Linked DNA regions of Mus musculus: regions 2 and 3 are each linked to region 1. The links are chromatin loops, found by intact Hi-C in ENCODE. Cell type or tissue: gastrocnemius. All regions are shown on one strand.

Evidence for each region. A loop is a pair of places that touch in the nucleus more often than their neighbours do. Peaks named below come from ENCODE experiments on the same cell type or tissue, not always from the same donor. Only the 100,000 strongest peaks of a DNase experiment are listed, where the experiment ranks them.
Region 2: a loop joins it to region 1, with 2.2 times the contacts of the local background. A loop is called at or near these places in 4 of 42 quality-filtered maps.
Region 3: a loop joins it to region 1, with 2.6 times the contacts of the local background. A loop is called at or near these places in 27 of 42 quality-filtered maps.

What each region holds. Positions count from the first base shown.
Region 1 is chr6:121,126,733-121,134,732 of GRCm38, forward strand. Mical3 (microtubule associated monooxygenase, calponin and LIM domain containing 3) reads right to left here and starts at 4,290. Exons shown (of 32, transcript NM_001270475.1): 1 at 4,038-4,290. In gastrocnemius, a CTCF peak has its summit at 3,522 (motif pointing left); DNase peaks (open chromatin) are centred at 1,217, 1,678, 2,978, 3,505 and 2 more places; H3K4me3 peaks cover 1,473 bases; H3K27ac peaks cover 1,047 bases.
Region 2 is chr6:121,035,392-121,043,391 of GRCm38, forward strand. It overlaps Mical3 (microtubule associated monooxygenase, calponin and LIM domain containing 3), which reads right to left. Exons shown (of 32, transcript NM_001270475.1): 2 at 6,605-6,943; 3 at 4,991-5,198; 4 at 3,096-3,212; 5 at 2,619-2,720; 6 at 2,053-2,208; 7 at 1,082-1,182. The coding sequence starts at 6,868. Among named protein-coding and RNA genes, the nearest start is that of Gm4651, 25 kb to the right of the region's middle. In gastrocnemius, a CTCF peak has its summit at 4,519; DNase peaks (open chromatin) are centred at 4,097 and 6,894; H3K27ac peaks cover 2,106 bases.
Region 3 is chr6:120,982,758-120,990,757 of GRCm38, forward strand. All of the region lies in intron 19 of Mical3 (microtubule associated monooxygenase, calponin and LIM domain containing 3), which reads right to left. All of the region lies in intron 1 of Gm43915 (predicted gene, 43915), which reads left to right. Among named protein-coding and RNA genes, the nearest start is that of Gm43915, 28 kb to the left of the region's middle. In gastrocnemius, no CTCF peak of the experiment used is centred here; no DNase peak of the experiment used is centred here; H3K27ac peaks cover 4,577 bases.

The sequences.
Region 1 (8,000 bases):
TCTCAAGCCCCGCCCACATGTGGTAGGAGAGAGAACGGACTCCTAAAGGCTGTCCGCTGAGCTCTGGACAAGCTCTGCGGAAGACGTGCGTTCCTCCCTACTAAAGGATGGAAATGTAAAAATACAGTGAAATGCTTGGTTTTCTTTGCTGCACTCTTCAACATGCCATATCATATTCCGGCCTAGGAGTCGACACGTGTACAGCCCACACTTAGCAATTCAAGACCCTGGTTCAAGTCTCAGCTGTTCCACACAAAACTAAGCAAGTAAAACAAATGGGTTGGTTCAATATCAAAAGAGTAGTGCCCAGACGGGCCATGGTACTTGCAGCTCACACCCCTCGTGTCAGCATGCTCAGGACAAAGGCCTCTCAGAACTGAACTTTCTAAAGTCCCAAGTCAGACATACTCAGAGGGAAACGCTCTGCGTGCGCACGGCCCTGGGTCCAGTTCCTAGCCCTAAAACAATACAAAAATAGATTCTATTCTTTGTCAGCTCTTTTGGAATTTGACTCCTTACTATTTTATCATGATTCCGTTCTAGCTTCCCTCAGAGTTCACTGCAGGGGAATGATTGTAATGATTGTCTGATTGTGACCTGTGTAAAGAATTGAATCTTGATGCCTGGGGTGTGTAGTTAGCATGGGCAGGTGTCTGGACTTGGTCCCTAACTCCACAAAATAAATGAAACAGATGCTTCACAGCTCAGTGCACAGCAAACACACACACATATACATATATACACACAAAACCAAGGCCAGACTTCAGGTAATAACACCCTCACACCTCAGGATATATGGCACACTTGGATTTTTTTTTTCTTTTAAAAATGCTGGTTATAAGCCGCCAAGTTGATTTCCTGGCCCACTGAGGGGTCACAATCTACTCTGCCAAAATGTTAGCTTCTGCTTTAGTAAAGTGCTCCAGTCTCCTGGGGCCTCCCCTCTGAGTCTGGTCAGCCCTTTCTGAGGGTGTGTTGGGGTGTGCATGGAGCCAGGCTCCTGGACACTTCCTCCTGGGCTGTGGAGTTAAGTTGTCATTTCAGGGAATAGCCCTTGTGGTCGTGGTGGTTAGGGGTGATGAGAGATGAGACCCAGATACACCGTCCTTGGCTTAGCTGGCTAGTGGATAGGCAGCCTTTGTAGTGTTGGCATCCTGCCCTGTGAGTTGGGTCCACTCTGTGGTGACCAGTCAAAAAAGGGGCATGGGGACTGGATAGCAGAAGCTACCCTGAGCCTCCTGCCTGGCAGAGCTTGTCAGAGAGCTCAAGGTCACTGAGGAAGACAAAAGATGTCCACGGCCCCTGTGCTGGTTGAGTGCTGGAGAAACCCTGTAGGAGCCCCAGGGTAAGTGGAGGCATTGTCTCCAGAGAGCAGGGCAATTCAACCAGGAGACAATATAATTGTGCGCTCGTGTGTGTGTGTGTGTGTGTGTGTGTGTGTGTGTGTGTGTGTGTGTCCGCACTCGCGCGTGCATATGACATGCCTTAACAAGACTAGAAGAACAGTAAGTAACAGAATGATGGAGGTGGTTTTAAGTCTGGGGTTGCTTGGTAAGCAAGCACAAGGAGAAGTTTGTCCAAGTCACTCACTGGGAATGTGGAGACAGAGTAATATGGTACAGTACGTGGGAGAGCTGTGGCCATTCTGTGTGAGTATCCTCCTGCCCCACCCCCCTTAGCCTGGCATAGGAGGCCTTGTGATCCCAGCCGGGTGGGTGGGTGCTCTTTATGTGGTCACTTAATTCTCTTTCCAATTTATGAAGTGAATGACGGGAGCCAGGCTTTCGGAATAGGCAGCACTGTCTGTCATTTTCCGCCCCTACCCCCAAGACTTTAACCCTTTCTCAATCTAATCAAAATTAATGAGAATGCCCTAGAAAGCTGTGATGGGGGAAAAAAGTCCTAGCACCAGCTCACACGTCATAGTTTTAGTTTTTAGTTTATGAGAATCTTATGTAGCCTAGGCTGGCCCAGAACCCAACATAGAGTGGAGAATGGCTCCAGATCTTCCCGCCACTACCCCTCAAGTGCTGGGCTTATGGGCATGCCCCACCCGCTGCCCTGACCTTGTAGGCTGGCTCTGACTTCTCAGGCCTGGAGTGTGAGGCCTTACCTAATTTCTGTGAGCACAGCAGCCTTTGGGGAACTTGCTGCGCAGTTTCTGCCTCCCACCTGCTTCCCAGCATTTATGACTTATGAATATTTATGAGATAGCTTTAGAATGCAAAGTTTAGAAGCCCTTTGCTTCCTGGTCTATGAGTGTATTTGTGAAGAGAATGCTACCCTAGTTATCCAGTTCTCGGAAAATGGAAATTTTTACTATTTCCCTTTCGGTGTAGGAGGGCTTTAAAGCCATAATGAATTCAGTCTTGAAAAGGATTAAGACTATAATTTCTAGGTCAAATTGTTTGCTTTTTTTCCTTTGTTCTAATGCCTACCATATTCTTGCCTTCTCTTTCTTTCACTCTCTTCTTTCCTCAAGATCTAATATAGACCAGGCTAGCCTCAAACTTGCTCTATAGCTGTGTGGCCTTCAACCTGTGATCCTTTGTGACCACCTCCCAAATGCTGGGGTTCCAGGCGTGAATCACCGTGTTCCATCCACCTCTTTCCAGCAGCCATGCTTCTTGCGGCTGAAGAGTGGGACAGTTATGTGTGACTCTGCTAAGCACACAGACACGGACCCCATTTCTACAGGAACCCGCAGTTTTCCCTCTGCAGTCCCGCAGAGGCTCACATTTCCTTTTCTCCTTGGTCTGGAATATAGGTCAGAACATTTCTTCAGAGAAGGAGCCCATTCTGAGAGAGGCGCGCCCTCTCTGCTTCGAAACATCCCTCTCGCCCTCAGCTGCTTCAGGTAGTCAGAGGTCCTGCCTGCCGAGGTCCAGCCTCGGCTCCTGCATGCTTTCTTCCACACAGCGGCTAGTCGCGCATCACAAAAACAATATACCCCGCCCTCCAGCAGCAGCGTACGGAGTTCACCTGTATACGTCATCCTGATTAGAATGGTGGCGGGCAACCTCGGTGCTTTAGAATCACTTGGGAAGACCCCAGTAGCTAGGGCGGACTACTGCAGGGGCCAGCAGTGCAGCCGTCCCTTTATCGCTCATTCCATCTAGGTCTCTCCCCCTTTTCTCCTGTCTTTCCAACGCGATACATTCTAAACACTTCGTCCTAGTGCCATGGCTAGGCAAGAATAGATTGGGGGTGGGAGGTGGGAGAGGAGGGGTTGACGGGGGTGGGGGTGGGGGGGGGAGAGGACCTGACGAATATACAGAAAGTACTTTGCCCTGGAAACATGCTCCCTCGGTTCTGAAACAAACGCAGTGCTCCGAAAGTCTCTTTTCGCCCTTCCATTGACTTCCAGAGGGGAACCAACATAACCATCCCTTTGTTAACGCTCGACAGAGGCTGACTTGCGCCGAGTCCTCCGCAGCCAGGGGCACGTGCATGCCTGTGCTTGTGGGGATGGCATCTCTGGCCTGTTTACCCGGTTGTGGAGGCGAGCGCCGGCGCCCTCTACTGGACCGAAATGAATGTCCCTCCGAGTGTAACAATTGTCGCCTGTGGATGAGCTAATGGATTCACATTGAGCTTGCAGGAAGGACACGGTGTCGTGAGGATCCCCGGGCAGTCCTCCGACTGGCATACCACTGGCTTGCCTAGGGATGTTATTTCTTTGGTGGGGGTTGTGGGGGGGTGTTAAAGAATAAAGAAAATTGGACGGTATTGGCTAAGAAACTGAGCGCTGTGTTTCTCAGTCTTTGGGGCGTGTGCTTATGGTGCACGGTATCCGCTGATGGGGCGTTGTGCGGTAAAGGAGACAAGGATACCCGGGTGTAGCTCCCACTGCTTAAGAGAGCCATGCGTTTAAAGGCAGACAGAATTGTTCCAAGAATCCCACATATGTCAGAAAGGCAAAGCAAGGCATAAACAATTGAAAGATGTGATAAATATTTTTAAAGGCGTCAATCAAGACACAGAACCTTTTTCTTTAAGGGGTTTGCTCACCCAAGGGGAGATTTGGTGGTACTTACGGACTTGGGGCTTCACACCCGCATCTTCCTCGCCGGTGAGAGCTTGCCTCCCCAGATTGGCTGGTCCTCAGGACACAGGTGCTGCTGTTGTGGCTGCATGCATCCTGAGTGTGGTGACTCCACCTTCCAGCTAGAATCCCATCAAAGGTTCTCACTCAGAAGCCCCGAGGCACACTTCTTTCATCGGAGCAGCGAAGAAGGAACGAAGAACCCGGGGTCTGCCTCTGTCTGTCCTCCCTCACCGCTGCATCTCAGCTAGGGCTGCAGAAAGTGCCGTAGCAGAGCTGTCTAGGGCTCCTCGCGGTTGCCACGGTAACCAGGAGCAGGCGCCTACCCTGGTGGCTGGGGAAGGCTGTGGAGGAAAGGTAACGGATAAGCGATGATGCGTTGGCCTCTCTCCTGGGCATCGGTTGAGCCTCAAGTGACCCAAATGAAATGAAGTTCCAGCACAGATAAATCGTTCTTTCGACTCAAACCTAAATCCAAACCCGAACTACCCCTGCTATCCTTTTTCTCCTCTTTTCCCTCCCCAGTCAACACACACAGGAACATCATAAGGATTAGAAATTCCAGCACTATCCCAGGCGCCCTGCCCCAGAGGATCCCGCTGCACACAGAACAGAATGTTTGCTAGGCTTGCTCTTGAAAACAGAACTCCCAGCGGGTGCCAGCCGCGGGCGAGCTCCGGGGAGCTAGAGAAGGGACCAAGCAAAGGATGCTAATGGGAGGGTCATTTAACCTCTTTGAGCCCTAGGATCAAAGATACAAAGTTGTCTTAGAAAATGCTTATCAAATTAAGTTGTTCTTGTTACAATGTTAATTTTGATCGTGAACGCAGGCTTTGATCCCCAAAGACTCAATCCAAAGGCCATAATCCTAAGTGATAAAATATCTCTAAATTCTAAACCCTGAAAGATTAACACCTTAACAATATAATTATTCTGGAAAACAATTTTATTTCTTTTTATTCTTTCCTTTTTAAAAGGCAAGAGTCTCATTAAATATGGAAGGCTGGCTTTGAACTGTATATTAATAGTTAAGGGTGACTTTGAACTCCTGACCCTCAAACAAACAAAAACAACACTAAAATACTAGAGAGAAAAATTTTTTCAGTGAAGAACTGGGGAAGCAACTCAGGACATGGGGTTCTTATTCACTATGTAAGAGTTCTGTATCCAACAATGAGGGAAACAGAAAAGCAAAAACAAAAAGTTAAAAAGAAATTGGACAAAAAAAAAAGTGTACTTCAAGAACAGATTAAGCCAGATGTAATGGTGCACACCTTTAATCCCAGCACTTGGGAGACAGAAGCAGGTGTATCTCTGTGAGTTTGAGGCCAGCCTGGTCTACAGAGTGAGTTCTATGACAGTTGGAGCTTAATAGTGAGACACTGTCTCCAAACGAAACAAAATAAAAGGAAACAGAAGGTTAAAGGACTGAAGCAAAGGCTCAGTGGTTAAGAGCATTGACTGCTCTTCCAAAAATCTAGGCTTGATCCCTAGCACCTACACGGTAGTTAACCACCATCTGTAACGCCAGCTCCAGGGGTTCCAATACCCTCTTCTAGACGTCATGGACAATGGCATGTACCTAGTGCACAGATATGCATGCAGGAGAAACACTCATATATACATACACACATGAGAGAGAGAGAGAGAGAGAGAGAGAGAGAGAGAGAGATTCAAGGGGGCAATGAGGACTCAGCAAAGAAAGGTACTTACTGCTCAGACTGACAACCTGATTTTGGTTTCTAGAACCCACATGGTAGGAGAGAATGGAACCCCAAGTTCCATTAGGAGGTCAGAGTACTCCTAATACTCCCCCACAAAATAAATAAAATTAATGAATTAAACATAGATCAAAAGCGGTAGTCCACAAAAGCTGGCTAACTTCCATGATCATTAACTATAAGATCCTGCATCGTGGTGATGCTTAGAGATCTCCTGGGATAACCCAGCCCCATCCATTTTCCATCCAGCATGGCTCTTTTGAAAATTCCTCTATGATTTTATACACACCGACAAGAGCATTCCCTATTAAATGCTCCCATCTCCCAGGCCTGCTTCTGGGCTGTTTTGGGCATATGGCACCTGTTCCACACGTTCTCATATACAGACCACAGGCTGGCAGAAACAAACCTGGTGAGTGAGCGGTAATAGTATTGCCTACGTGGCTTCCTGCCTTACTGTGCCTGTAATTATTTTCCAACCAGTTAGAAGCTTGGCTGGCTTCTTCAGGCTAATGCAGCTTTTAATTCATTAAAAGCTCCTGGAATTCCATCAGCTGGATGGAATGCCAATGTAGATAAATGATCTTTATTTTGTTCTGGGAGTCTCTCCACACAGCCCTGGCTGTCCTGGAACTCACTCTGTAGACCAGGCTGGCCTCAAATTCGCAGATATCTCCTGCCTCTGCCTCCCGAGTGCTGGGATTAAAGGCATGTACCACCACCTTCTGGCTTTTTCCTTCTTTTAAAGTCAGAGTCTGGGTAGCCCAGGCTGGTCTCAAACTTAAGTTTTCTTGCCTCTGTCACAAGAGTGCTGAGCAAAATGAAGCCTGTTTACATGACGTTTTCATCTCTCTTCCCTCAGTCATCTGACCTCTCCACCAAACACAATTATTGGACTGGATGGGACAAAAATAAACTTTATTGGTAATTTCTTGAACTTCATTTACCAAATGCTTGCTCATTCCTGATTCCAAATCTATCATGGTTTCGAGATACATATGGAATGTTCCCTCCTTTTTCTTTTTTTTTTTCTACAAAATTAAGCAAACACACACACGTATTAAATGATTTGCTATATAGTCATTAATGCGTGATTAGGGAAATAAGTTTCAGAATTTTCAGATCTGTGGGACATGAATTGTTTATATCTGATTAAAAAAAAAAAAACAGTGGGGACACATGTTGGCCAAGTGTGAAGCAGGGGCTAGTTCTTCTATGCAAATTTGTTAAGAAATGTAAGAGGGCTCTCTGCTTTGACAGTCAAATCCCTGACTGAGACTAGTTTACCCTTTACCTTGCTTCACAGGGAGGGAGGGAGCCCTGTGTCAGCTGGAATCTTTGCTTCAGAATGCCAATGGGCTTGCTGAGTTCTTTTTATTCACTTATAAGGTGTGAAAAGACCTTTTCTTTTTCTTGAGGCGGGGCTCTTGAGGCTGACCCCCAAACCCATCCTCCTGCCTCTGTCTCCTGAATGCAGAGATTGTGTATCGCTATAACCAGCTAAGGGGCAATCTTTTGAAGGCAGCATGGTGTTGTGTGAAAGAGTAGAGAGTAGTAAGAAAATAATTCGACAATTGTTTTGTGTACATCCAAGAATGCAGTGATTTGGTCTCAGAATCTAGCTTTCTACACTCCTAGATACATCTATTACATCAGGTACAGTTTTGACTTTCAGGATTTCTAATCTTCCTTCCTTCCTTCTTTCTCCTTTTTTTTTTTTAATTTTATTTTTTTATTTTTTTTATTTTTCCAGACTGTGTAGCCCTGGCTGTCCTGGCACTCACTTTGTAGACCAGGCTGGCCTCAAACTCAGAAATCCACCAGCCTCTGCCTCCTGAGTGCTGGGATTAAAGGCATGCACCACCACGCCTTGCCCTTCTTTTTCTTTTGTGTCCTTTGACTTTCGTTTTTGTTTTGAGACAAAGTCTCACTGTGTAGCCCTGACTGGCCTGGAACTGCCATGCAAACCAGGCTGGCCTCAAACTCAGAGTTCTGTCTGCCTTTGCCTCTTGTGCTGGGGTTAGAAGTGTGCATTACCACGAGCTGGTTTTGAGATAGAGACTCCTGTAGTCAGACTGGCTTTGAACTGCTGATCTTCCTGCCCCTGCTTCCCAGGTCCTCCAGTTACACATTCCTTGGATTGTAATTTTAGAAATTTTGACTTTTGAGGATTTCAACTTTCAGAATTTGGGCATTTAGAATCCATCTCCTTTTGGGACTTTGATGAGCACTGG
Region 2 (8,000 bases), 91 kb before region 1:
CTTGTCGGCTCTCTCTCCAGTCTGCTCTAGATAAAGCAGTGTTGTGACTCATTCTAAGAGGCCTGACGTGCTACCGTCCTGCAGACACAAAGGGCTCCCTAAGAGTCAGTGCTGAGGCTAGGGGGGGACTGCACAGGGCCAGGTCAGCGCGTGTGAGGCCTCTTCTATCCATTCATCGCATGGAGACAGTAATTTCTCACATCCCGATCTGTGAGAGCAACAGAGAGACAGCCACGATCCTTAAGGAGCCAGCCTGTGATTTAGATTTCAAGTCTTCAGCTCAGGGTATATCATGCAATTAGTCACTCAGACAAAGGACTGAGCTGGAACTGGCTAAGGAGAGACACCAGGCCTCTGTTGTCAATTAGAAAAAGCCTCAAATAACTGTCTCCTCAGCAACCACATTTGTGACAAAACCTGAGTCTCCATCAAGCCACTGTAAACTCCAAGTGCAGCTTCTTGGCTCAACACTTGTCCCCAGGCCCTCCAAAAGATGAGGCCTCCATGTTCAAGGCTTGCCTGGGCTATGGAGCTATTTCAAGGCCAGACCAAGCTACTTAGTAAGAGCCTGTTTCAAAAAGAAATACTTCTTTAAAAAAAAAAAAGTCTAGGGAGGTAGCTCATGGCAGAGCTCTTGGCTAGCAATGTGCAAGGCCTTCGGTTATGCAATTTGCTATAACTGTAAATCAGGCTACCTAAAGTTAAACTGGCTAATTATATATGATGTGAAAGCTGACAGCTGCTCTAAAATAGTCACCAAGCAGAAGAGGGGAGAGAGGAAGAGGTTGGGCTTATCCAAACAATATTGGCCGTGTTGGCCGTGTCAGGGCTAGTCATAATCATGGCTGCAAAGGCCCTTTCTCCTCTCCTCCTCCTCCTGTTTATAGTTGCACTTTTCTAAATAATAAGAATACTTTTTAAGTTAAACTAATAAGTAGCATCGGTTTCCAGATGTGTTCAGTGTCATTTTTCTTCCCTTACAGGGAAGAAAAAACAACCCCATCAGAATATAAAATTCTTCCCAGTGATTCTATCAAGCAGCTCAACAAAAACTGTTGCCTGAAAGGAAGCCATTGCTCACATGCAGGATCACCCCCTTGTCCAGCAAACTCTGCTTTTTGGCCGTCATGACAAAGTAGTGTGTGTCATCTTTGTAGTAGACGATGTTCTCTAAGTCAATACCTGCAAGCAGAAGACAGATGTGAGAATTCACGGGACTGGGCCATGAGGGGATCCACAAGGCGGGGCCTGAGTCTCGAGGAAAGGGCTGCAGAGCACCGGGCAGGAAAGCTGTCCAGGTGCAGACCCTCCCTTCCTGCACAGTGCATGGAAGCCAGGAGGTTTGTTTTCTTTTGTGCTGCCCTACAACTCACTACACGCCAACAATGACCAATAGTAAACAAAGACACCAGAATGGGAAAAGGAGAGGCCAGTCTACGAGAGGGGATGGGTTGTTTACCAGGTAAAACCTCTGTGATAACCATGGATGCTTGAGGAATCGCCTAGATTTCTAACAGGACAGATGCCTAACTGCAGACAGACAAATACTGAATGTTTATTCAGTTAACCTGAAAAGTATACAGAATGGAAAGAAACCAAGCTCTAGAAAACACAATGAAGATACTTTTGTTTTGTTTTGTTTTACTACAGCAAAATATCTATATCTATGCCTAACTCAATCCATCAGAAAACAGTCACACACAAGCCCATTCCTGACTAGCAATGGTTGCTGGTGATCTCAGATGACCTCAGGGAAGGCCAACAGTGACACCAAAGGTCAGGGTGTCAACCAAACCCTGCCCATGCAACAGCAAACCTAGCTTGTACGGGAGGGGGAGGGGCTGGGGAGGAGCTGGCAGAAGGCACAACTACAAAGCCAACCCCAGAGCAGCCGGGTCACTGTGCTGAGGACTGACACGGGACGGCAGTAGTGTGGAAGTGTGTTAAAAGCAAGGACAGGTGTGACTAAAGAACAGCTGACCAAAGACACAGCAGTGGCATCCAAGGCCACCACTCCCATGAGCCCTGAGCTCTGGAGGCACTGGCACCAACCTGTGGCTTCTCTCAGCTCCTGGAAAAATTTTTGGTTGAATATAAAAGCCACGCCACTAATCTCCTCCACTTTGGCCTCTGCGGTTGTGTTGCGGTTGATAAAATTTGCTGTAATGGCAATGGCTAGCTTGCCACGAAATTCTTTTCGACGAAATCCTAGAGGGAGAGAGAGAGAGAGAAGGGGTTGGGTCTTCCATTGAGAGAAGATGGGGGGCCAGAGTCAGGGAAAGTAGGCTGCTCACCTAACAGAAACGAAAGAACACATGCAGGAAGTCCCGCCCATCATCACTGACAACTTGAGATCCAAACAACCGGATCGTTACTCAGTACTAAAGGTTACCCTTAATGTGAAGGGGCACGGTGTGCCCGTCTCATCTGTGCATGGACTAAAAGCTGTGGTATGAATATCTTTGAGCACAGTTCATGTCCTAGTGTCCTGTGAGAAAGACCCTTGCAGGCACTGACTGGACAACACACTTGCAATCTCTCAGGGGTGTGGTCTCGGGGACAGGCCAGCCTCCAATCTATGAAAAGCCAGGCAAAGGAGCATAGGCGAAGGCCAGTACCTTCCAAGGTGTTCCTACGCCCATCTCCACCGATGATAACTTCAAATTCATATTCTGATACAGGATGAGTTTTGGGGTGCACCAATGCTCGCCATCCTATCCCTGAGGGCCAAAAGCAAAACGAAGGTGGAAACACAGACTAAGTCATAGGCCCACACAAAGATCACACCAAATCCCAATCCACAGAACCACATGAAATACAACAAGGGGTGGCCTCAGGCAGGAAACCTTGATGAGAGCTCACAAAGATTTTCTTTACCTTCAAAAATTTTATAATATGAATGTTCGCCACACCTACTATTGTGCCAAAGGCCTCTTAGGTAACGCGAAAGTCCAGAAAAGCCCAGGCTGCATGAACAAAGCCCCTTTAGTCACGGCTGAAACTGCCTGAAAGTTGTTCTGGCTTCTCCCATGATCTCAGCTGTGCTCACCCACTAAGTGCCCTCATGCCTTCCTCCTCTGACCAGTGGGACTCACGTTCATTCTCTTGGTCCTCGGGAGGCTGAACAAGTCCTTGGAATTCCACATTGACATGGATCTCAATGCCCAAGATCAAGGCTACCTTCAAGAGGATTAGCTGGAGCTGACGGATACCTAGAAGAACACAGACATCTTGACAGGGCAAGGGAATGGGGAGGCGAGAGCCCCATGGCGCATACCCTCAGGCCCATCCATCTTAGCTCAGGTTCCCAAAGGTTATCACAGCAGAGATGTGCTTCACGAGCTCTCATTTCTTTCTCCGCATCGTAAAGGAAACATCAAACAGTGAAAGAAACATTCTGGATAAACTAGGCCACCCCGCTTCGGGAGCTGGGTGTTCCGAACGGTCTGACATGACTACCGAGACATCATAGAACAGTGGCCAAGGAGAATCACTCTTCTATTTCCTGGGTCCAGGGAGAGCCACTGTTATCAGAGTCAGCCACAGGAGAGGTGTGCCCATGGGTTAAGATGCCATTGCATCTGCCTTCTACCCTGAACCCCTGCTGACCTCACACATTCCTACCAGAAAATTCCTACCTACAAAAGAAATCACAACCCCATCCTATCCCCACCACCAGTGACTTACGGTTGTGCAAACTGAGGTCCAAAAGGACTGACAATCCTGCTCATCATCACAGTAATAAACATGTATGATGTCTAAAGGGTCCCCATCAGATCTGGAACCAACACCAGGTAACAGAGACAGAAATCCTGTCCTTGATCTAAGATACTGTCTGTCCTAAAATAAATCTGGCCACAGATGAGGATCACAAATCCAATCAGTCAACCCTTGGTCCTCTCTTAAGGCCAAATTTACCTGCAGCCTGTGACTAACGAGCTAGAGGACTCGCAAATCCCCTGCTAAGTCATCCTGATTGTTCCTCTCCTCAGCTGACCATATCCTCGCCCTTCTGAGTCACACCCCCAAAGACGCGCTGAGAGGCGAGCTAGCACACACGTTATTTTTGTAGACAACTGTGGGCTCTGAGATGCTTTACAAATTACAGCCTGGCAGATGGGCTGAGCACTTCCTCTTGCCAGTGGAATGTGGCAGCCGCCAGCTAGTGTTGAATAAATTGGTATAACCATTTCAAACAGCAAAAAAAGGTCTAATGGCTGAGTGTCTTTCCAGGTCACATATGGAGGGGCTCAGCACAACTGCTCCTTACTAACATTTCCCCGACTAATTAATGACAGGAAAAAGATTTCTCTAGCTTGGTGAGATAGATGCTGTTCCAAACTGGTTTCAGTTTGAGCATTTACAGTCATGAAAACAGGACCATCTTAGACAAACACAAGGCCCTGAGTTCACTCATCACCTAACACAGACGCTCTCACAGTGGACCTGATATATGTGTCCAAGCCTCTACTCTAACTTGCGTGTGTATGGTTCCCCAGGTCTGTCCCCATGGCCCTGTAGAGGGCGTGCAGGATCACAGTGCAGCATCAAAGCTATGCACTTCTCCCACTGAACTAAGAACCACCAGAGGGTTCAAATCCAACCTGTCTACCTTATTCTCAATGCCCACCCTTCCCTTCAACTGAACTGCATATACCATGGGTACTCAGGAAGAGTCCAAGACCCAACCAAAAATTTGTGGAGACATGGTTTCTCTGTTGTAGTACTGGCTGTCCTAGAATTCTCTCTGTAGAACAGGCTGGTCTTGAACTCACAATCTGTCTGAGTGCTGGGATTAAAAGTGCGCACCACCAAACCTGGCCCCCAATTAAGGATCTTTAAAGCAAACTTTAACTCCTTTTGTACAAGAGCCCCACTTGGTTAAGAAGGCAGGTTATAGACCAGGGTGGCGGGTGCAAATGCTGGGTGAGGAGGAAGTCCTCACTTAACCCACCGAAGAAGGAAAGCAAGAAGAGCCAGTGTTACTCACTGATATGGTCGATGGCTCCGGCACAGAACTTGCCGTAGAATTTCTTGGCACCCAGGCCTCGGAGATCGTGTATGGTGAAGGGCCAGAGATGTAAGACATTGTTGCGGGAGAAGGCATCTCGCTTTTCAATAACAACCACCTTGGCTCCCAACAAGGACAAGTCGATGGCTGTGCGCAGCCCACAGGGGCCAGCTCCAATGATGAGACACTGAAAGATACAGGTGCTCTCAGGGCCAAGGCCACGCCTCTCAAGTCCCACATTCACCCCTATGTCCAAACTCCAGGACCAAGACGCTGGAAGCCTGACTCGGACCACTGAGTCCTTGCAGAGGCTTGAAGGACGAGCTCATGCTTGGTGGGCTGGGAAGACTGAACCCCTGGCATGTCTACCTCAAGCAGCTTAGAGAACCCGTAGATCGGCAAAACTTAAATGGGGCATCATCTAAACCAACAGCATGAAAATCACATCTCATCTTTTATCAAGACAGGGACCCTTAGGAAGTCTCTAAGGTTGCTGCCAAAGGGTAGATTAGTAGCCTCAGCCAGGCAATCAAGCCTGGGGCTACCACGGAAATGATGCCCAGGAGGCAACTTTCAAGACTCAAAAGTTCATGTACAGGAAAGATTTTTTTTGTCTTTCAAAGATTCTATCTATCTATCTATCTATCTATCTATCTATCTATCTATCTATCTATCCATCCCTGTCTATGTATCTATCTATCTAATGTGTGTAAGCCTGAGCATATGTATGTACACCATCTGTTTAACTCCTTCAGCAGAGGTCGGAGGCATCAGAGGAGCCTCTGACAGTGGAGCTGTGTTCTATCTTGTTTTAAAATACATGTAGAGTGCTGTGCATGTGTGATTTTGGGGAGGGGGAGTGCTGAAGCTGGGGACCCGGGGCCTGTGAAGCAAGTGGTCTACCTCCGAGCTCCCCTTATTTTATTTTAAGTTAAAGTGTAGTCGTTCGTGATACCAGGCCTTCAGATCTTTACATTGCTCTATAGGATGGCTCTCTGGGCGCCCCACAGGGTAAACTAAAACTCGTGAAAAGCCAAAATAACAACCCTGAAGTCTCTGGAAATTTGTTTACTAACTTTCCCCAAACTTCTCCCAAAAGGATTTCCTCAGAGAAGGCGGCAGGACACGCCTCTCTCTCCTTCACTTCCTCACTCCTACCCCAACTCAGGTGAGTGCATCTCTCAGGACTCAGTCCAAAGCTATTTCATGGAAACTAGCTTTTTCCACGCTAGGAAGGCAGCTAGAAATACTTCAGTTCCCAGGGTCCTTGTCTGTGAATTACAGCAGGCCTCGTGACAGAGCCTTACCAGGTGCTGAATACGGAACAATGACATGGAAAAGATGACAGGCCAGGAACCATTAAATCACAGATGCTCATAGAGGCCTGGCTCTGTCCCTGCTAAGCAACCTGCCTTCTCCTACCAGTGTGAAGCTAGGGCAAGGCGTCAAAAAAATAAAAAGTTATTACCCACCTACCCTCAAATGTTGAACATTCAATAACTGACTACGTGAAATACGCTCAGAAAGGAGTCTGGTGGGTGGAAGGAACCCCTTCAGCCCAGCTGAGCCTGGCTCTCCTCCCAGAATCCCTACCTTTGTGTTGGTGCAGGCTTTGCCCTTTTTGTAGTCTTTGTGACTGCCCCGCTTGTCCAATTTGGCCCAGAGGGCTTTGGCCTTCCAGTAGTTGAGCTTGGACTTGAGCTTGTGGTAGAAGGACCGGTAGTCCTTGGGCTTCAGCTCCAGGTGGTCACAGAGCTCTTGGAAGGCCCTGAGGGTCCCCTTGCAGGTGGTGGCCTGGACAAAGCGGTCAAAGAGGACGTGAGCTTGGTTCGTTGTCTCCTGCTTCCTCTCCTCCATGTTCCCCTACTCTTGGCACAGCTCCACGGAGGGGCGGTGGAATGGTGCTGATCCACCTGGCACTGTCACCTTAATCTAAGAGAAAACACGGAAGAAAAGGAAACTGTCAACATCTCTGTTCATTTCCCACGAGACACGCTCCTGCCCATAGAGCGGTGACAGTCACATCCCTGACAGGTGTGCACTCAAACACTCCAGGCACCATCCGGGTGTCGGGGAGCTGACAGTCTAGTGGGTGACATGATCACAGAGTTACAGTGGGCAATTCACGGCCTGCTGTGGCTTTCAGCTAGGCAAGAAAGGCACGCAATACTGGGCAGGGAAGTCGTTCTGGCTGTTCCACAAGGGTCTCCTACACGTCAGCCAACAGTGAGTCCCAGTTTTCTGATGGAGGCCACTAGGAAACTAGAGCAAGTCGAGAGATTAAAACCATGAGCACTCACTTGTGGGGATGGCTGGCGAGTTCACTGTCCTGACCCCACTAGATGGGGGTACTTAGTACGAATGACTTTGAGGTTACTGAGTGGCTGGTGAGAGGGACCAGGTTTAGAAGCCATCAGTGTAGTATAGCAGGAATGGAAACTATCCAGGTACCTGAGAGACCATGAGACAAAAGGGCTGCACAAGACTCTAGCTTCACCAATCTGTCCGAGGCCAGGAGGAGGACAAGCCCCCTTAAAAGACTACCATAAGAATTAATACAGATAGGGCTGAAGGAAGCCAAAGGGCCGTGTCAGAGATGACTAAGAAACAGGAGACACTAGAGTCACTTGGCATGCAAGACTCATGAAGCTTTCCACGTGGTACATGCAGGATGGGTTTACGGCCATCCTGTTTTCCCACATTCGAATTTTACAATAACAACGATGCTATCTCAGAAATGGTCTCCACCAGTCTCCGCTTATGGATGCAGACAGACATTTGAACAGGTGGGAAACAGCGGCCTTGTGTACTTCCTTACCGGGGCCTCCCCTGATCCCTTTGGTGCCATGTTTTATTTGAACTACTATTTAGAGACATAGGACAGGGAGCCCCAGCCTGGAGTCTGCGCAGGGGGTTGCGTGACCCTCAGAAGTCGGTCTTCCTCAGGCAGCTTTGAATTCCTATTTTGGATTGTCTTGAGGAGGGTCTC
Region 3 (8,000 bases), 140 kb before region 1:
CGGAGGGCAGAAGCTGAACTCCAGCAATGGATGATGGGAAATGGTGCTGGATGAAAAAAGGGAATGTTGACCATTGAGGCAGCCATAACCCATCACTCAGGAAAGGATGCACAGGTCTCCTGGAAATCAGACCATGGGGGAAGGACTGGCCCGAGGACAGGAAATGATGCTGTGGGTGAGGGCAACATTTCCCTAAGTAGGAGAGACAAAGACCACACATCCTCATCTGCTCCCAGCCAAGTCAAGATGAGAAGATGCCAGTGACTTATAAGTAACAGTGACTGGGTGGGGGAAAGCATCTGTCCAGGACCTTCAGGTGGGTCTCTCATCCCCAGGGACTAAAAGAGTCACAGAGAGGGTATCATACTTCAAGTGATCCCCCACAAAGATGGACTGAGGTCTGGTAGGACTCTGCTCAGGGTTCTTGTAGAGCTGTGACACAGGATCGGCCTGTGTCCTGCTGCCACGCATTTGACAAATATCTTGCAGGACAAACACACCATGGTGGCAGTGCTAAGCCCTGAGCCCTGAGCCCTCTGCATGGCTGTGCAGTAGGGCCAAGCTTGGCAGAGTGGGACAGGCGCTGCCCATTAAGCATGCCCTCACACAAGTACACCTTCTCTGTTAGCATGCACGAGGTGAAACCACACAGCTTTCTGCCCTTGTCATTCTTCACACAGGGGTCTGAGCATCTATCTGTCAGTGCTCTCTGCTTGTTGGTTAGAACCACGAGGAGAGAGCTTTTAAAAATTCTACCATTTCTACCTCATGGTTTGCGTTTAGAGAAACACTATAGGATCACGGTGCTTCTAAAACTCAAACCAGCTACAAAGCATCCCTGACTCGAGTCTCCTTCGGTCCACAGCAGGGGTCCTGTCTCCCTTCTCGCTACCACTGTTCCTCCTGACATTTGCCACTGTCCCAGCTCTGGTCAGAGGCCCCTTGTGTATTCTGTCGTGCGCCTGCTGCGTCACGACACCACACCCGTACACTGAGACGAACCCAGGTCAGATCCTGACTCCACCACTGACTGGAAGTGCTGATGCCATCCAAGGATGGAGAGTCTCATGTGGAGAATTCTGAATGCTTGTGAGAAAACCCCAGGAAAATAAAACTAGAGTCTTGTGACCTTAGTTTCTTCAAAACAAGGAGCTGCTCTTAGACCGCGCGCCTCGGAGTTGTAGCGCAGAGGAGTGAGCTTACTTGAGATTACTCATTATAACCGGCTATTGTTACTTGTTTATATGCCTCTATGGAAAAAACATGTTCTCACCACATGCAGCTTGTCCTTGTGACTGTACACAGCTTGAACTCACGGGAACTTTTACTCAGTGATTTTTTCCTAACCCCCGGAGTATAAACTGTCTGATGCGGAATAAAGCTGGCAATTGCATGACACTTTACCTTGCCTCATTTTTAACATTTTCCCAGGTCCCACTGCCTCTAGAGCAGTGAACATGGCAGGAGCTTACAAACACTCTAATCCTCTCAAAGTCGTACCCTGGCCTGTGGCCGGGATGACACCTGCCTCCCAGAGCTGGATGTGAGGGTACCGACTAGAGAAACCCAGTTTATTCGCCACCCCCAGTTTATTCCCCACCTCTTCTCCCACAGGGCAGCATTCAGCAAACATGGGTGAAGCCACATAGCTGATGCCCAGTAAGATCTGTGCCTGTGTCCTGCGCACTCACACACAGGAGTCGATGTCCACTTGCTCTGGACCATAAATTCAGTCACCCTATGTAGACATAAGGGAAGAGGTGGCAGCCCTGGGTTAAAAGCACACACACACCTGTGCTTTAAGATACACAGTGACTAAGAAAAGGTAGGAACAGGCTAGCAAAGCAGGAAGCACTTTACCATCCTGACGACCTGGGTTCAACCCCAGAACTCTCAGAGAGGCGGAGGGAGAGAAGCCACTCAATGAAGTTGCCCTTTGACCTCCCCATATGCTTTGTGACACCCCCACCCCCACAACACACATCATACACACACTTAGCAATAATAACGGAAATTGGTTTTTGTTTTGTCTATAAAAGAAAAGGCAGAGCCCAGGTGAGAGAGGGTCAGGAATGACCACAGGCTCTGACTAGGGCAGGTCTCTAACTGCTGACAAAGTCTAAGCACCGGAGATAACACTGGAGTTCTGCATGCAGTCCTATACCAGCCCAATTTGGGACTACAGGCATCTTCTCAGGCAGACCTAAACTAGTTTAGCAACTCTGAGATAGGAAATGCTTTGATGGTTGGCATTTCTGTTGTGTGCAGGTTTTTGTTGTTGAGACAGGATCTCTAGCCCAGGCTAGCCAATTCACTATAGCCAAGGTCCATCCTCTTGCCTCCCAAGTGCTGGGAATTTAGAGGCATGTGCCACCATACCTGGTTCATCTGGTGCTGGGGACTGAACACAGGGCCTCATTAATGTTGGGTAAGCAAGGAGCTATAGCCTCAGCCTGTGTTTTCAACTCCTTTGCCAGGGCATGAGAGAGTTTTTCTACAAATACAGTCAGGTGCAGGGTTCAGTCTTAGCACATCTGCTGCCGACTCTGGCTCTTCCACAACATCAGCTTCCAAAGTGACTGGAGACTCTTTACTGAAAACCAATGCAATGTGATGCTAAGTTGGCTCACAAATCCAAGATGAGGGTGTCTGGGAGCTAAGTGCACAGAGTACAAGAGAGGGGCAGGCAGCCAACACATTCTCCAAAACAAAGCTGCCTGCCCAGGCTCAGGAGGGCACAGGCTCCAGGTGCTGGCTCACCTGTCCTTTCCTTCTCCATCGACACCCACGAGCTCCACGTAACAAAGATGAGCAAGCAGACGCCCTGACCACACACAGCGAGATTCTTTCTCAGCCTGTGACTGCTCTTCCATGAAAGACAGAGAGAAGATCAGACACAAAGCAAGCGTAAGCTTCCCAGGAGCTCCATTCATATAGAGCAGAAAGAAAAGAGTATGAACCATCCCTTCAGGACAAACCAGCGCCACTGGTCTGTTCTAACCCCAGCGAGGTGGAGTGAAGAAGCACCCATGTAGAAACACAGGGGAGAAGCGAAGTTGTGTTCGTGGCGATGCTTACTCTGTGCTGGGAACTCCATCAGGCCCCTGGGAAGATGGCAGATGCAAAGCATTTCCATTCTTACATAGACTACGGATAGTACGTCAGGCATAAGTTATCGAGTACTATGAAAGATGTATGCTCCCGGGACCGTTGGTACCTAAGAAAGCAGTGTCTGTCCTGGGTACCCAGGGAAGGTCTTCTGGAGGACTAAGCAGTTAACCAGCACTAGCTGAGTGCACACACACTTAGGTGCCTGAGGTCATACAGTCTGTGGGCAGCGGGACTAAAAATTGAACTTCAAGAGGATGGCAGTAATTCAAGAGGCCACCATGTTGTCCCTGGACTTGTGACACAAAGAGAGGGCACTTGTAGAGTCCTAGTCATTGCTCCCTTCCCAGGCCTCACTGTACTGCCCTGCTGTGGTTTTTTTATATTAGAAAATGTCTTAAAACAGACATGCTGGAGTCTGGCACAGCAGGCATTCTGCCCTCTGCCTGGTGTTATTCCTCTGCAGAGTCTACAAGCTTTGCAGGCTGATGGGACATCAAGCGTCAGAACTTGGCAGTCCAAGCTTAGCGCCTGAGACTCCAGGGAAGGGAGATGCTACAAATAACAAAAAATAGAACCAGTCAGAGCTATTCGGACCATTCACATGTCTGGTGCTATGGAAGGATGCTCTGATAACTTTAGCTTGCTGGAGGTTTTGGAAAAAAAAAAATAAGGCAGAAGCCCTAACTTTGTGGCTTGCAACTATAATTCCAGCACTCAGGAAGGCTGAGGCAGGAGCATTGAGACGAGCTTGGGCGGCATAGCAAGACCCTGTCTCTCAAACCCAAAACCATCAAACAAAAGTGAAGGTGAAGCTGGGTGTCCTGGCAGATGCATTCGGGAGGCAGAGGCAGAGGCAGACAGAGCTCTGTGAATTCCAGGCCAGCCAGGGCTACAAAGTGAGACCCTGTCTCACATAGAAGTGGGTAGAGGGTTAAGGCAAAAGCCTTAATGCAGCTCAGCTGGAAGAGCGACTGCCTAGCAACCCCCAGCAGCACAAACATCAGGTATTATAGCAGATCAGAAATTCAAGGTCATTCTTGGCTGTATAAGGAATTCAGGCTGGCCTGGACTAGAGACTCTGCCACAAAAATTAACCAACCAACCAGCCACCCACCCATAAACAGAAAGAGGAGGGAGTCAGCCCTGCCTCTGCCCTCTGGCCCACCAGCACCCACTCACATAGAGCTCTGGCTCACCCCAGCTTTCAGTGACAAGGGACTACTTAGACAGAGAATCCCAAGGACTGGGGTCCCACAGAGGCTCAGCTTTCCCAAAGGGAAGGTGACGTCCAGTGTGCCCGCCCGCACATTTGCAATCCACAGTGTTAAAGCACTGTGGCAAACACAATGCCAGTGAAATTAAGATTAATATCCCCGACTCTCTGTCCTGACCAAGGAGCTAGCAGACAGACAGACAGGGAAGGAAGAAGCGGAGTGGTACAGGCCTTCGTGGTGACATCATTGGACTGGGACACACCCTCCTGTGACACGCGCATGGCTAAGTGTCTGGGAGAAGGAACCACAAGAGATAAGGGATGAAAATGAGCAGCCGCTGCAGTCTTCACACTGGTATTTAAAATGCTTTGAAGCTTGCGAGCCACTTAGGAAGCTGAGGCAGAAGGATCGCTTGGGCCAGGAGTGCTTGTGTAACACATGGAGACTGTATTTCTAAACAAGTAAACAAACAAGGCTGGCAGAAGTTGGTTTGAGTAGGTGAGGAGGCATAGCCAGCCTCATTAGGAAGGATGGCCACCTCCCTCCACATCATATGCTTTGTCAGATGGCAGCTGCGGAGGGCCTTCCCAGCTAAAAGTGGAACGAGAGACCTGGAATCAGTTCCAAGGCTGATTTGTCTCTAAGTCAGCACAGGCTGATCTCAGGTCACAGGGAGGCCAATTACAGCCTCACGCATACCAAAGGGGAAGAGCTCCCAGGATCTGGCTGCGTCCTAAATAGGAAAAAGGTCCCGGGCCTGACCTGAGGCTCTGTTTTGGAACAGCCGCTGCCCACGGGAGCTCCATACATCATCCCCAAAGCAGCACTTGCTAACAGGACAACCTGCTCTCAGCTGATGTGCGAGAGCTGCCAGAATCCTTTATTTGTAGCTGTCTGATTCACAAGGAGCACGAGGGATGCAGACAGGCTTCAGTGGCACCTGCTCTCCCTGCCCTTCCTGCAGTGTTCCAAAACTCCAGTGCTGGGTGGGGGGTTCGGGCAACCGTGTATCACACAGGCCATCTTGAGGCTCTCTCTTCCCCCCACCATCCTGAATTCATTTCTGGCTCATTTTCCCAATTCCCTTTTCCTTCTAATAAAACTAGCGATGCACCGTTAACAGCTGCACATATTTATGGGGTACAGTATGATCTTTTTATACATGTCAACAATGAGTAGTTTCTACCTCCTCCATGCTTATTCCCTGTGTTGGGACTTTTTGGCCCCTTCTAGTTATTTTTCCCAGTGAGATAATGTGGTATAAACCGTAGTGACCTCCTGGCTGTGGGACACTTGGCTAATCCCTCTGGCCTCATGGGTACTGGTGACCCAGTCTCTCTACCTTACCTCCTACAATAGCTGTTCTATTTATGTTTGGATGAGGTCGACTGTTTCTGCTAGGGAAGCCCGAGTAAAGCCTGAATTTGATGAGAGTAAGGGACAAGGCACAGGGAACCGAGATGTCTTCTGTGGTGTCCTCCCACCGGACCTAAAGTAACATGGCTCCCAGGATTCATTCATCTAACTACCAACCCCACCCACCAGGGAAGCCTGCTTTCTAATGGAATATGATGGTATCACACAGCTGGTAGGAGGAACTGGTGACTCTGGATGCCAGCTAAAGCCTTGTTAAGAAGTGACTCTGAGCTGGGCGTGGTGGCGCATGCCTTTAATCCCAGCACTCGGGAGGCAGAGGCAGGCAGATTTCTGAGTTCAAGGCCACCCTGGTCTACAGAGTGAGTTCCAGGACAGTCAGGGCTATACAGAAAAACCCTGTCTTGAAAAAAAAAAACAAAACAAACCAAAGAAGTGACTCTGCCTTGAAATGATTGGTCCCCACAAGATACTCTGGCCTGAAATAACTGGTCTATCTGAGATACACTGGCCTGCTACTCTGTCATTCAGAGATCTCCCCTTAAGTGGTTTCTCTTTTCCCCCTTTTGGTGCTAAAGACTGAAGTCAGGTCTGGTTAATGTAAGCATTCCTCTTCCACTGAGACCCACCATCAGCACCCCCTGTTCCTTTTATCAAAAGCTGCTGGGGATTTGGGCTGTGGCTTTTCTTTCAGACCATGAGCCAGCCGCTTCTGGGCTTTCCCCACATATCCACACAGCTAACCTATAAGGTCTCTGGGGGATGTTAAGGATGAGAACTCCTACAGAAAAAGCTACCTGGCTGGCAGCATAGTGTAGACTCCACATCTACATCGAGACTGGTCAGAGTCACCTGGAGGAACTGGGAATTTGTCCTCACCCACAGCCTCCGTCACTGTGAGGCCACAATGGGACCTGGGTTTCTTCTTCTCTGCTCTGGTAGGAAGGGATCCATTTCAACTCTCTCCCAGGCATGCAGGAAATGAGCTGCATTCTCGCCTGCTTCCTCATACACTGGGATTTAGAGATCAAACCATCTGAAGTGAGGCCATTCTCAAGAGAACCATGGTCTTACTTAGAATGCAGTAATAGAAACCTTTGGAATATAAACCTGCAGACAGAGCCATGTGTGGCACCACGGACTTCTGATCCCAGCTGTTTGGGAGGCTGGGCAGGAAGATTCCTTTGAGCTCAGGCATTGGGGACAGTCAAGGTAAAAGGGGGGCGGGGGAGTCTCACAGGAAAACCAAACAAAATCAAAACAAAAGATTCCCTACCAAAATAAAACAAAACCAAAACCTACCAGCAGCACGCTGCAGATTGGCTTCAGGGACTGAGCTGAGCTCTTACAATACAGGAAAGAATCAACTTGGACATCATTTCATCCTCTTCCCCGTTTTGGGCTAAAGTTGCCTATGTAGGAGTCCCGCTTAGCTGTTAACAGAACAAACGGCACTCCACTGGGAAGTATCTTGGCCTGATATCCTGAAATAAAAGATGGCCACTCCCTGCCTCAGCACTGCTTTACCACGAAGGTGTCCAATCTTCCTCCATATTTGTTTGAGAAGAGGGCCGAAAGCCAGGCCTCCCCCTCCCCCCCTGCATCCTGCAACCTTCAGAGGCAGTGTGGGCAGTCTTCCGTTTCCCCCGTTTCCTCTAAGCACATCAGCCACCATGGTGGGGCCATTGATAAGCTCACATGTTTATACCTTCACAGCGACTGTGATTCTAAGCGGACACCCAGACTGACGCTGCTACGTGGGAATGGGAGTTTCCTCCCTGGTCCAGCAAAGTGACTTCTGTATTTGCATAGCTCCCCTCCGACAGGTCTGCTCAAAGAATTTCTCTACACCACACAGTCTTCTGTGAGGCAGGAGAAGGGCTAAGGTGGCAAGCATGTCAGGTACCACGACAGAATGCCATCTACAACATCCACTGAACGGCTACCTCGAAAACCTTCATCTAGCCCAACAGTCTGAATGTCCCTTAAATGAAACGTTAAGACCAGAAATGTCCCAGACGTAGGGTTTTCTGTCTACATATAATGAAATACCTTGGAAATGATCACAAAATCCACTTAAGATTCATATTTACCTCATATACAGTGTTTCAGGATACTTTGTGTGAGAGCTTAAATAACTGTGTATGGCAGTTTCTTGGTATGAGATTTTCCACGTATGATGTTATATTTAGAAGGTTCTAGATTTTGGATCAATGTATGACATTGAGGGTTCTAGGTCTCAATGATGTTAAGACTAACTGCTCAGCAAGTGCTTCAAGACTAGCAACTCTCCCAGTGACC